2 separate regions of the Homo sapiens genome follow, and region 2 is linked to region 1. Evidence: read pairs that join two places in POLR2A ChIA-PET (ENCODE). Cell type or tissue: Panc1. All regions are shown on one strand.

Region 1 (5,000 bases):
CAGCCTCCCAAGTAGCTGGGACTACAGGCGTGTGCCACCAGGCCCAGGTAATTTTTTGTATTTTTACAAAACTGTAGAGATGGGGTTTCACCATGTTGGCCAGGGTGGTCTCGAACTCCTGACCTCAGGTGATCTGGCCACCTCGGCCTCCCAAAGTGCTGGGATTACAGGCGTGAGCCACCAGGCTAATTTTAAAAATAATGTTTTTTGAGATGGGATCTCACTATGTTGCCCAGGCTGGTCTCAAACTCCTGGCCTCAAGTGATCCTCCTGCTTCAGCCTCCCCTATAACTGGGATTACAGTTACAAGTCATCACACCTGGCTGATTTATTCTTTCCTGATTTTAAAATTATTTCCATTTTGAGAAAAACCAAGTAGATATTAAAACAACCTTTTTTCTGTCACAAAACTTCACTTAAACAACTAATTTTGGCATACAGTTTTCAACTGGACAATATTAGAAACAACATGGATTTCCGAATGCAAATTGAAATGTTGGATACATTCATCTCGTTGCTATTTCTGATTAAAGTAGACCTTTAACAAAATGATCATTATGAAACCTTCATTTCTATACAAAATTTCTTATTTTTTATATCCATAATTACTATTAGACTCTTCCTTCTCCTCTTATTTACATTCTTACCCAGGATATGGAGAATGGAATAGACCTTAATTTCTTATCCTATTTTTTAGCTGAAGACCAAAAAAGTTAAAAGGAAGTAGACTTCTCAAATTTTTTTTAAAAAAAGAAATGTCAGTGGCTGCTACATTTAAAGTACCTTCCTTACATGAGGGAAGTTTGCAAAGGTGAAGGTCTTCCCCAAGAAAATACCAAAGCATTACCACAAATCTAAAACTATATCCATTTTAAACAAACACCTTTAATAGACTGGTTATAAAACTATAATTGGACAATTTTAAGGCCAGTTTATACTTTTCCCTTTTCAAAGACATTAATTAATATAAATAAGACACTATCAGATGATATTCTCTATACAGAGCAAGAATATACTCTTGGATATCTCAAAAGAGAAGTATAATTGCACTTATTTCATACAACAATTAGCATAATAACGGAAATGGAAAATATTTTTGTATATAAATTCCATTTCTTAATTAAGTAAAATTAAAGTTTCATTAAGAGTCAGTTAAAAAAAATAGGGCATATACTGTCTGTATATGGCTACCTGTCTTTTAGTAACATGAATTTTGTTTTTTTGTTTTTGAGATGGCGTCTTGCTCTGTCGCCCAGGCTGGAGTGCAATAGCACGATCTCAGCTCACTGCAACCTCCACCTCCCAGGTTCAAGCGATTCTCCTGCCTCAGCCTCCCAAGTAGCTGGGATTATAGGTACCCACCACCACACCCGGCTAATTTTTGTATTTTTAGTAGAGGCCAGGTTTCACCATGTTGGCCAGGCTGGTCTCAAACTTCTAACCTCAGGTGATCCGCCCACCTGGGCCTCCCAAAGTGCTGGGATTACAGGCGTGAGCCACCATGCCCGGCCTAATTTTGTTAATCTTGCCAGTTTCAAGCCATTGACACAAAAACATCAGCACCATATTAAGAAGTCACACTCTGACCTATAAAATGTGACAGCCCCAGGAGAACCATTACACCATTATTCATTTTCAGTAAAAAGTCTAATAGAACAGTGACAAATATTGTGCCTTAGATCCTTAATCATACGATACAAATCATTTACAATATAAATTGTAAAGATGAACATGTGCTGGCACAGCTAGGGTTTACATACTCTTTGGAAGCTCAAAAAGTTCAAGAATGTCTTATCAGTCTTCATTTCAGATCTAGTAGCATAAAAGCTGGGTTTTCTAAATAGGATTTCCACAAATTGGAGAAGCGTGACATTGTAGCACCATCAATAACTCTGTGATCAGCTGACCAGCTCACATTCATTATCTGTGCCTTATATACTTCTCCTTTCTGGTTAAATCGGGGAATGGCCTAGAAATGAAAAAAAAAAAAAAAAAAAAAAAAAAAAGAACAAAGAGTAAACCTTCACTTGTTCAGAGCTCAAGCTCTAACAATGGTGTAAGATCAGGCAAACCCTTCTTCCTGTACAGTACAGAAAAAAATGGGCATCCCCAATGACTTTTGAAAATGCTGATTCCTACTCTTCCCATCTTTGAGTATATGCCTGGAGCTTACAGAAGTTCTCCAAGGTACTTCCTATCCCTTGTACAATTCCCATACCTACATTCATTAACTTTCATCTCAGATTTCAAATATTTAATAATTATTTACTGTATACCCACTATGTGCCAAGTATTCTTCTAGGCTCTGGGGAGAGACAGACAATTAAATAAGGCTTCCTCACTGAAGGCAGTGAGGAAACAAGCCATTATCAAGTTCCCCTGACCACTGAGTTGGCCAGGAAGAAGACAGGACAACAACATGCTTGTGTTCTTTGTGGATATTAAAGCTAGTAAGCACCACATCAAACAGGCTGGAAGCTCTATGACACTGATGCGGCCAAGGTCAACACCTTGATCAGGCCCGGAGAGAGGAAGGCATATATTCCATTAGCTCCTGATTACAATGCTTTGGATATTGCCAACAAAATTGGGATCATCTAAAATGAACCCAGCTAATTCTAAATATATATCTTTTCACTATCAAAAAAAATGTAGACAAAATATAAGCCCCAACTTATTATTAGATTCAATAGACATAAAATCATGCTGTCAAACTGCTATAAAAGTTTCTAAGCTCTACTCTCTTTTTCTATACTGATCTCCTCATGGCTGGGATACAACAGTCACAGCCAGATGTGGATCCTTGAGCACACTGAGTAGCATCTGTGTAAAGCCATGTAGGCCACTGCAACTACTTGTCTTTGATTCTATGTGAGATGAGAAGCCCTTCAAAGTGTCTGAGCAGATTGGCCATTCACTGAAAGAGGACGACTTTAGGAGGAGCAGGTCTGATGGTGGGGGGCAGTGAGGAAAGGAGCAGGAGCTCAGTTTTAGACATGTTAAAATTCAAGATGCCTTTATACATCCAAGCAAGATATAAGAGTAAGTTCAAAAGTGAGGTCCAGTCTAGAGATATAAACCTGGGAGTCATCAGTGTATAAATGGTATTGAAAGATCAGATAAAGAAAAGCGGTGAGAACTGAATCCTGGGGTGCTTCCATGTGCAGAGATTAGGAACATTAGGAGGTATGGGTAAAGGAGACTTAGAGGGAATAGGCAGTGACATAGGAGGAAAACCAAAATGGCCAGGTATTCTGCAAGTCAATATTAAGAAAGTTTTCCAAAGAGGTTGGATTGATCAGTCATCTCAAGGTCAACTAGTAGGTCAAGGAAAACGAATACTGAGAATTGAGTAACATGGAAGACTTAATGACTTAAACAATTTAGCAAGAAGGAATTAAAATTCTATAATGAAAACAAAATAGCAAAGGAAAGATGACACAAAGGGAGAAAGGAATTAAATACTATTTGTCCCTACCCCACAAATATTATTTTAAGGGAATAAGATTTCTACTCTAAGAACTACACTTCATGGCTTGAAAAAACCATGGATAAAATGATTCTGTAAAATATATCTATTGAACAGATATTTATAAATCAAATATTCATTTGTTCATAACACCATTATGCACAAGAGCCAAAAAATGGAAAAATCCAAATATTCATTGATGGATGAATGTATAAACAAAACATGGCATACATTTATATACAACAGTATACTATTTACCCTTAAAAATTAATGAAATTCTGATACATGCTACATGAATGAACCTTGAGCCAGATACAAAAGGACAAATACTGTATGATTCCACTTACATGAGGTACCTAGAATAGTCCAATTAATTCACAGAGACAGAAAATAGAATGGTGGTTACCAAAGGCTGGGGAAATGGAGAGATTACTCAGTAAGTGCAGAGTTTCAGTTTGGGATAATGAAAAAGTTCTGGAGACAGATGGTGGTGATGGTGGCAAACAATGTAAATGTACTTAATGCCACTGAACAATGTACTTAAAAATGGTTTAAATGGTCAATTTATGTTTATATATTTTACCACAATTATATACATATACACATATAATTCAGAAGAAGATAATCTCTTTAAGGAAAGAGAACACAAAATTTTGTCAAACAGGTATAATGGTTTGGAAACTGCAGGAAGCCAGAATTTTGTGAGAATCAAATGTTGAATTCTTGTTGGAAAAGAGAATGAGTGATAGAGAGAAGTTATAACTCAGAGAACTGATTTGGAAATAGTGACATACTGTGTCTTTTTGTTTTTTCTCCCTATCTCCTCTGCTTGCCAGAAGGGAAAGTGGATGCCAGGAAGGGGGAATGACTTAGATGCTAATTTACTATCTGCTAGAAAGCAAATCAAAGGCTGAAGGAAAGAATTTGTGAGGGTTCCAACACGCAAGGAATAAACTCATGAGGACAAGTCCCAGAGATGTTCAACATGGAAGCATTATAAGTGTAGAAAAGAAAGGCTCTTCTTAAAACACACTCTTCTTAATGTAGTGACAATGACATTTAATAAACATGGTATTGAAGTGGTATCCAGGAGCTTATTTGCCTCAGTGGTCCTCAACCCTGAATTAATAGGGGGTACCCAAGTCCCATCCCCCAAAATTCCAATTCAGCTGGTAGAGGGGGAGCTTGGCCATAATTTTTTTCAAGCTCCCGTATGATTCTAACATGTAGCCAGGGTGAAGAATCACTGCAACCCTTATTCTAAGTCAGTGTCTTCTAAACCATGGTCACCGATCACCTTTTTGCACTCATTTGGGTTCCTGTTCAAAATTTAAGTTCGGAGGGTTCTGCCCCTAAGGTAAAGAAATCTGCGCTTTTAACTAACACTCCCAGTGATTCCTGAGCAAAGAATGCTCTAAATGAGTCTCACTTTGTTTAAAATAACATTTTCAATTGGTTTTCTATTATTCTTTGGTATAATGAAATAAAGATATTTTGATAGAAGTAGATTGGCTATATTTGTGATTATTCA
Region 2 (5,000 bases), 250 kb after region 1:
TAGAAATGTGAAAGTCATATCATGAAATTAGTTTTAACAATACATTTTACTTGTTGTAAATATGTTGTTTACATATTTAGTAATATACCTAAAATAGCATTTAACATGTAAGCAATACAAAAATTATTAATGATGTATGTATTTTGCATTTTTTTTTGAATTAAGCCTCAGAAACCCAGTGTGTAGTTTATTTATTTTATTTATTGTGTTTTTTTGAGAGAGGGTCTCGCTCTGTCACCCAGGCTGGAGTGCAGTGGTGCAACCTAGGCTCACTGTAGCCTTGACCCTCTGGGCTCAAGCCATCCTCCCACCTCAGCCTCCAGAGTAGCTGGGACCACAGGTGTGTGCCACCTTGCCCTGCTAATTTTTGTATTTTTTTGTAGAGATGGGGTTTCGCCATGTTGCCCAGGTTGGTCTCAAACTCCTGGACTCAAGCAATCCGCCCACCTTGTCTTTCCAAAGTCCTGGGATTGCAAGTGTGAGCCACTACGCCTGGCCTCCAGTGTGCAGTTTATACTATAGCATATCTTAATTTAGACTAGCCATATTTCAAGTGCATAGTAGCCACATGTAGCTAGAGTATGGATTCTGTAAGGACAGGCTAGCCAATGTACTGTCATAGTCCATCAGTGTGACATGAAGCCTAGGTTATATCTCCTTGCTTCATGTGATCTGTGGTTCACATGAGAGTTAATTTCAAAGCCCTGTTCTATTTAGAAAGCTCGAGGTGAGATACCTCAGGCTCTTGCTTTATTTTCATGTGACTTAAAAATGGCCCATTGTATTAAGTATTGATAAACAACACCAGGTGTTGGCTTCCGTCTTGGAAAAGTATCTTCCAAAATGTGGTCTTTCCAGGTCCTTTAGCAAGCTGTTGTGGAACTGTACAGTTCCTTACATTTGCCCCGATCAGACATGAAATTTGGGCAGCTATGCTGGGAAGGTCCACAAAAGTAACTGTGAGATGGTGGTCCAAAACCTTCCTCTAGGAATCAGTGTCAAAACATTTGTACTTCTCCAACAGCTTCTTAAGGTATTCTCAAAGAATATGTACCTTGAGAACCTTGAGAACTTTTACTCCTTTGAAATCTAGCCATTTCAAATCTAGTTCAGAAAAATGAAAGTTGACCTTTTGTCCTAGGGAAAAATAATGAAGATGATAGAGCTTGAACATTCAATTAAATTAGGTAGCTGTAGGTATGTGAGGAACTATGCTCTTCAGTAGTAAAGTTAGTGGTGAATGCTAGTGTAGGCTGATACTCTGCTTGTAAGACCTGGAAGTGGCACCCATATACAGAGTCTACCTTCAGTCAGCTTTCTTCTGTTTTTTTGGGGGGTAGCTGTCCTTACCAAACAAGATGTTGCCCAAACACCAGTGATCATTCATGATGCTACTGTTAAGCAGTTATTATTTATCAGAGAGAATTTGAAGTTATGTCTCTAGTTTGTTATTTTGCTTGTCCCCAAGGGCTTTCCGCTATTTACCAAAAGGCTTGCCATGGTTTGATGATGGAAGTGTGATGCGGTAGCAGTGTCCTGTTCTTAGTTGGGTTTGGGGGAAGAAATGCAGAGAAATGGTGCTTCAGTGGCAACATCGGAGGTTCCTCATCACTGTGGCTTACATTTATTACCCCATTCAAAATTCAGCCCATGCAATTTCAAGGAGTCTCCTTAAATATCTATTTGGGGATTAGGTGGAGATAAAAGTTGAAAAATGACTTCAAAACTGAGAAAGTACTTTGACTTTTTTTCTTTGAGCTATTTTCTAGCTGCCATTATCTGCCCCCTGCCATAACTCATTCCTTTTTTGGGTGTGAAAAACAAAATTATGAGAATATTTTCCAGAATATCAAGCTATTGTGGCCTTGATCCTATACTTTTAAATGTGAACAAACCCAGGCCACTTCTTTACCATTGTCTTGATAGAAGTTAGAGCCACATTTGGCCTGCAGGCCTGATGACAGAGGCACCTGTTACTGCCTTGACAACAGTCACCGCACAGGGCTTCCTTTTGTTTTTTCATCATGGCATATGGAGAAAATGATAATATTTGCTCAACACCCTGTGATGATAGCTCATAGCTGTTGGCAAGTGGCCTGGGGACTCTGGCTGCTCCAGTCTGCCCAGGCAGCTCCATTCTGGTCACACTGGCTAGGAAGCTTTGTTTTACAGAAATAATGATGTGCAGATGAACATTTCTTATTTGAAAGTCAAGTAGCCACACCATGCTCCTTATGGCCTCATTCTCATAGCTTTTCAGTTCATTTGTTGAACAGATATTAAATGCCTCATGTTTGCTCCATATATTTGCTAGGCCCAATGTTTCTTTTTCTTTTTTTGTTTTTTAGGAGGCTACCAGTAATATCATCTCTCCATGTGTAGGGTTAAAGCCTTTGCTCTTGTCACCTGGTACCATAGAATCCATGTATTCTTGTGCCTCATTCTGCAGAAGTTGCCATATTTGAGTCTTGCTTCAAGCCCCTACTTTTATGCTTATCAATTTAGTTGTGATACAAAATTTCTCACTGATCCATGACAGGCTGAAATGTGGACTATTTTGTTCCTGAGATATTCAAGCAATTCACAGGTTATCATTATTGCTATCTTCACCTAAAGGGTGCTCTTTTGGGGAAAGACCATTTCTATTCTAGAAAGTGATTTCACATTATTTTAGCCACATTACAATGTAGCGCATCTGGGAACTGTTTGTGAAAAAGCATGGGTTCATTCTGGATGCCTGGGATTGAGTCTTTCTTGGATCTTGGGCCTCTTCGATCAAGACTTCACATTACTATCAGGGTGTAGGTTTTAAAAATTAAGTCTGATTATATCATTCCCCTGTTTTATCATTTCCCCTTCATGGGCTCCACACTGACTAAAGGTGTGGAGGAAATGCAGACTCCTTACTACAGCACAGAAGGCCCTTCTTGACATGGGCTTGTCCTTCCTCTCCACCCTTGTCCTTTTCCACTCCCTCCCCATACCCAAATCCACGCAGCTTACCCGGTGGCGGCTTCTGAGCTTTTGCACATGCTCTTGCTCCCTCCTCCTGCCTGTCAGCTCTTCTTTCTGGTCCACTGTATTTACATGGTTGACTGTTAAGTCCTTCTCAACCCCATGGAAGCTCTTCTCATGTAGCCTTGTGTGGTACTCTGTTTACACATCTGTGTCTTTCCTGTATCTGCGGGTACTTTTGGGCAGCAACTTTGTCTTATTCTTCTTTGTTTGAATAAGTAACCTACTAGCACAGTACACTCATAGTGGGCAGTCATTATTTGTGGAATGAAAGAACTAATGAGTAAATGTGTGAATAATACTAAAAACAGGAGTATAGCACATTTCAAGATATTTTATATGATCTGTTTTCAGTGGAAAGTGCCTAAAACATGTTGATTAAGAATCCATTCTGATTTTGCAGTAATATTCCAAGGGACAAATTTACCATGGTAGACAACTTCTTCAAATGATGTTTCTTTTATCAGCAGCCAATCTATGCTGCAAGAGTGAGGTTTTTTTTTTTTGTTTCTAAGTCAGTTATTTACAACACAGATTGCTAGATGTTTTAATCTAAGACCAGTTCTGTATGGAACATCAATTTAGTTTAATATGTGAGTGGGGACCTATCTCCAGGTTGACTCTGTCATCCTTCACTGCATAAGTAAATTTTCAGATTGACCAGGTGGTGTAGAGTCCTAACAATTGCTCTTTAGCACCTACCTTGAGAAATAGTAAAGTTTGTTAGGCCTCCTGTCTCTCAGCAAGTCACATTGGGTCAAGAGCAGGAGTCAATATTGTTGAACACTGAAGTTATGATGCTTCAAGACTTTGTTTGGATTAGAATTTGTACAGCAAACTAAAATGTAATCTGGATGCTGCTTGGTCTGCCTTCTTTACATGTTGGTGGATTATGGAACTGGAAATAATGGGACTGCCATAGGACTGGGGTCAAGCAGTCCTCAGAATGCAAGTATGTGGGCATGTCCTCACCACCTGGAGCAGTTATGGAAGTACGCCTCCTGTGGCAATTTGAATATTGGAAGAACTATTAGAAGAAGCATTCTCCTGGAGCTGTCTGGTAGTGTTCATTACACCACTCCAAAGCCTCAAGTTTAAGGAAGCAAAATTACTTCCTGGCCACCGCAACTGCAAAAGTGAGGGGACCCAGTGTTTCCGTATCTGTTACACCCATTGCTGGTTCAAAGCTCACGTTGGTTAAGTCTATAAAATGTTTTGAGACTTACCCTGACCTAAACAATTCCCCATGGCTTTTTTTTCTTCCTCTTTAATGATTGTTTGGTATCTTTTCCTTCTTTAATCTCCAAACTTCTTAAGAGAGCAGTCTCGACTCTAATTATGGTCTGGCCTCTACTGAAACTGTTCCTGCTAACACAAGCGTTCGTAAAACCAAGTGGCCATGCTTGTTCTTCTTCCTACTTGGTTTATTCTATGGTCGCTCTCTAATTCGCATTCCTTCCCTGATTTATAATGTGCTGTCTTTTGGATTTCTCCTCCCTCCATGGCTAGCCATCTTTCTCAGCCTCCCTCTCAAATCCTTTCTCTTCCTTTGCCCACCCTGATTTGCTGGGGTTCTTGAGGACCTCATGATTTCTGGTTATACACACTTTGTATGATTAAGTGCATCCAGTTCCAAGTTTCAACAACTATGTTTGTGCTGCTGACTCCAAATCATCTTTGCGTCTTGAACATTGGAGTGGCATCTGCAAATGTGCACTGGATTTTTGCACCCTGCTGTTGTACCAGCAGAGGTGTTCACTGATCTGGACTTTTGGAATGGGCCTCCACATGTTTTCCAACCCCACTGTCTCCCTGCTGTAGCTGATGCTAGCAGAGGTGAAGCAGTCATCCACATGGGACACTCCTCTTTTGCTCCACCACACCGTCTCCCTCAAAAGCAAGTCTAAATTAATAATCTAGAGTTTGATTATTATTTAAAGCCAGATGGCATGTCAACTTAAACCAAATAATTCAAATATTTACTT

What was found. Peaks named below come from ENCODE experiments on the same cell type or tissue, not always from the same donor. Only the 100,000 strongest peaks of a DNase experiment are listed, where the experiment ranks them.
Region 2: POLR2A ChIA-PET joins it to region 1 with 6 read pairs; 4 of 35 experiments call an interaction of 5 or more read pairs at or near these places.

The regions. Positions count from the first base shown.
Region 1 is chr1:100,194,454-100,199,453 of GRCh38, forward strand. It overlaps DBT (dihydrolipoamide branched chain transacylase E2), which reads right to left. Exons shown (of 11, transcript NM_001918.5): 11 at 1-1,969. The coding sequence ends at 1,802. It also overlaps the pseudogene RPL23AP90. Among named protein-coding and RNA genes, the nearest start is that of LRRC39, 19 kb to the left of the region's middle. In Panc1, no CTCF peak of the experiment used is centred here; no DNase peak of the experiment used is centred here.
Region 2 is chr1:100,446,501-100,451,500 of GRCh38, forward strand. All of the region lies in intron 7 of CDC14A (cell division cycle 14A), which reads left to right. Among named protein-coding and RNA genes, the nearest start is that of GPR88, 89 kb to the right of the region's middle. In Panc1, no CTCF peak of the experiment used is centred here; a DNase peak (open chromatin) is centred at 2,101.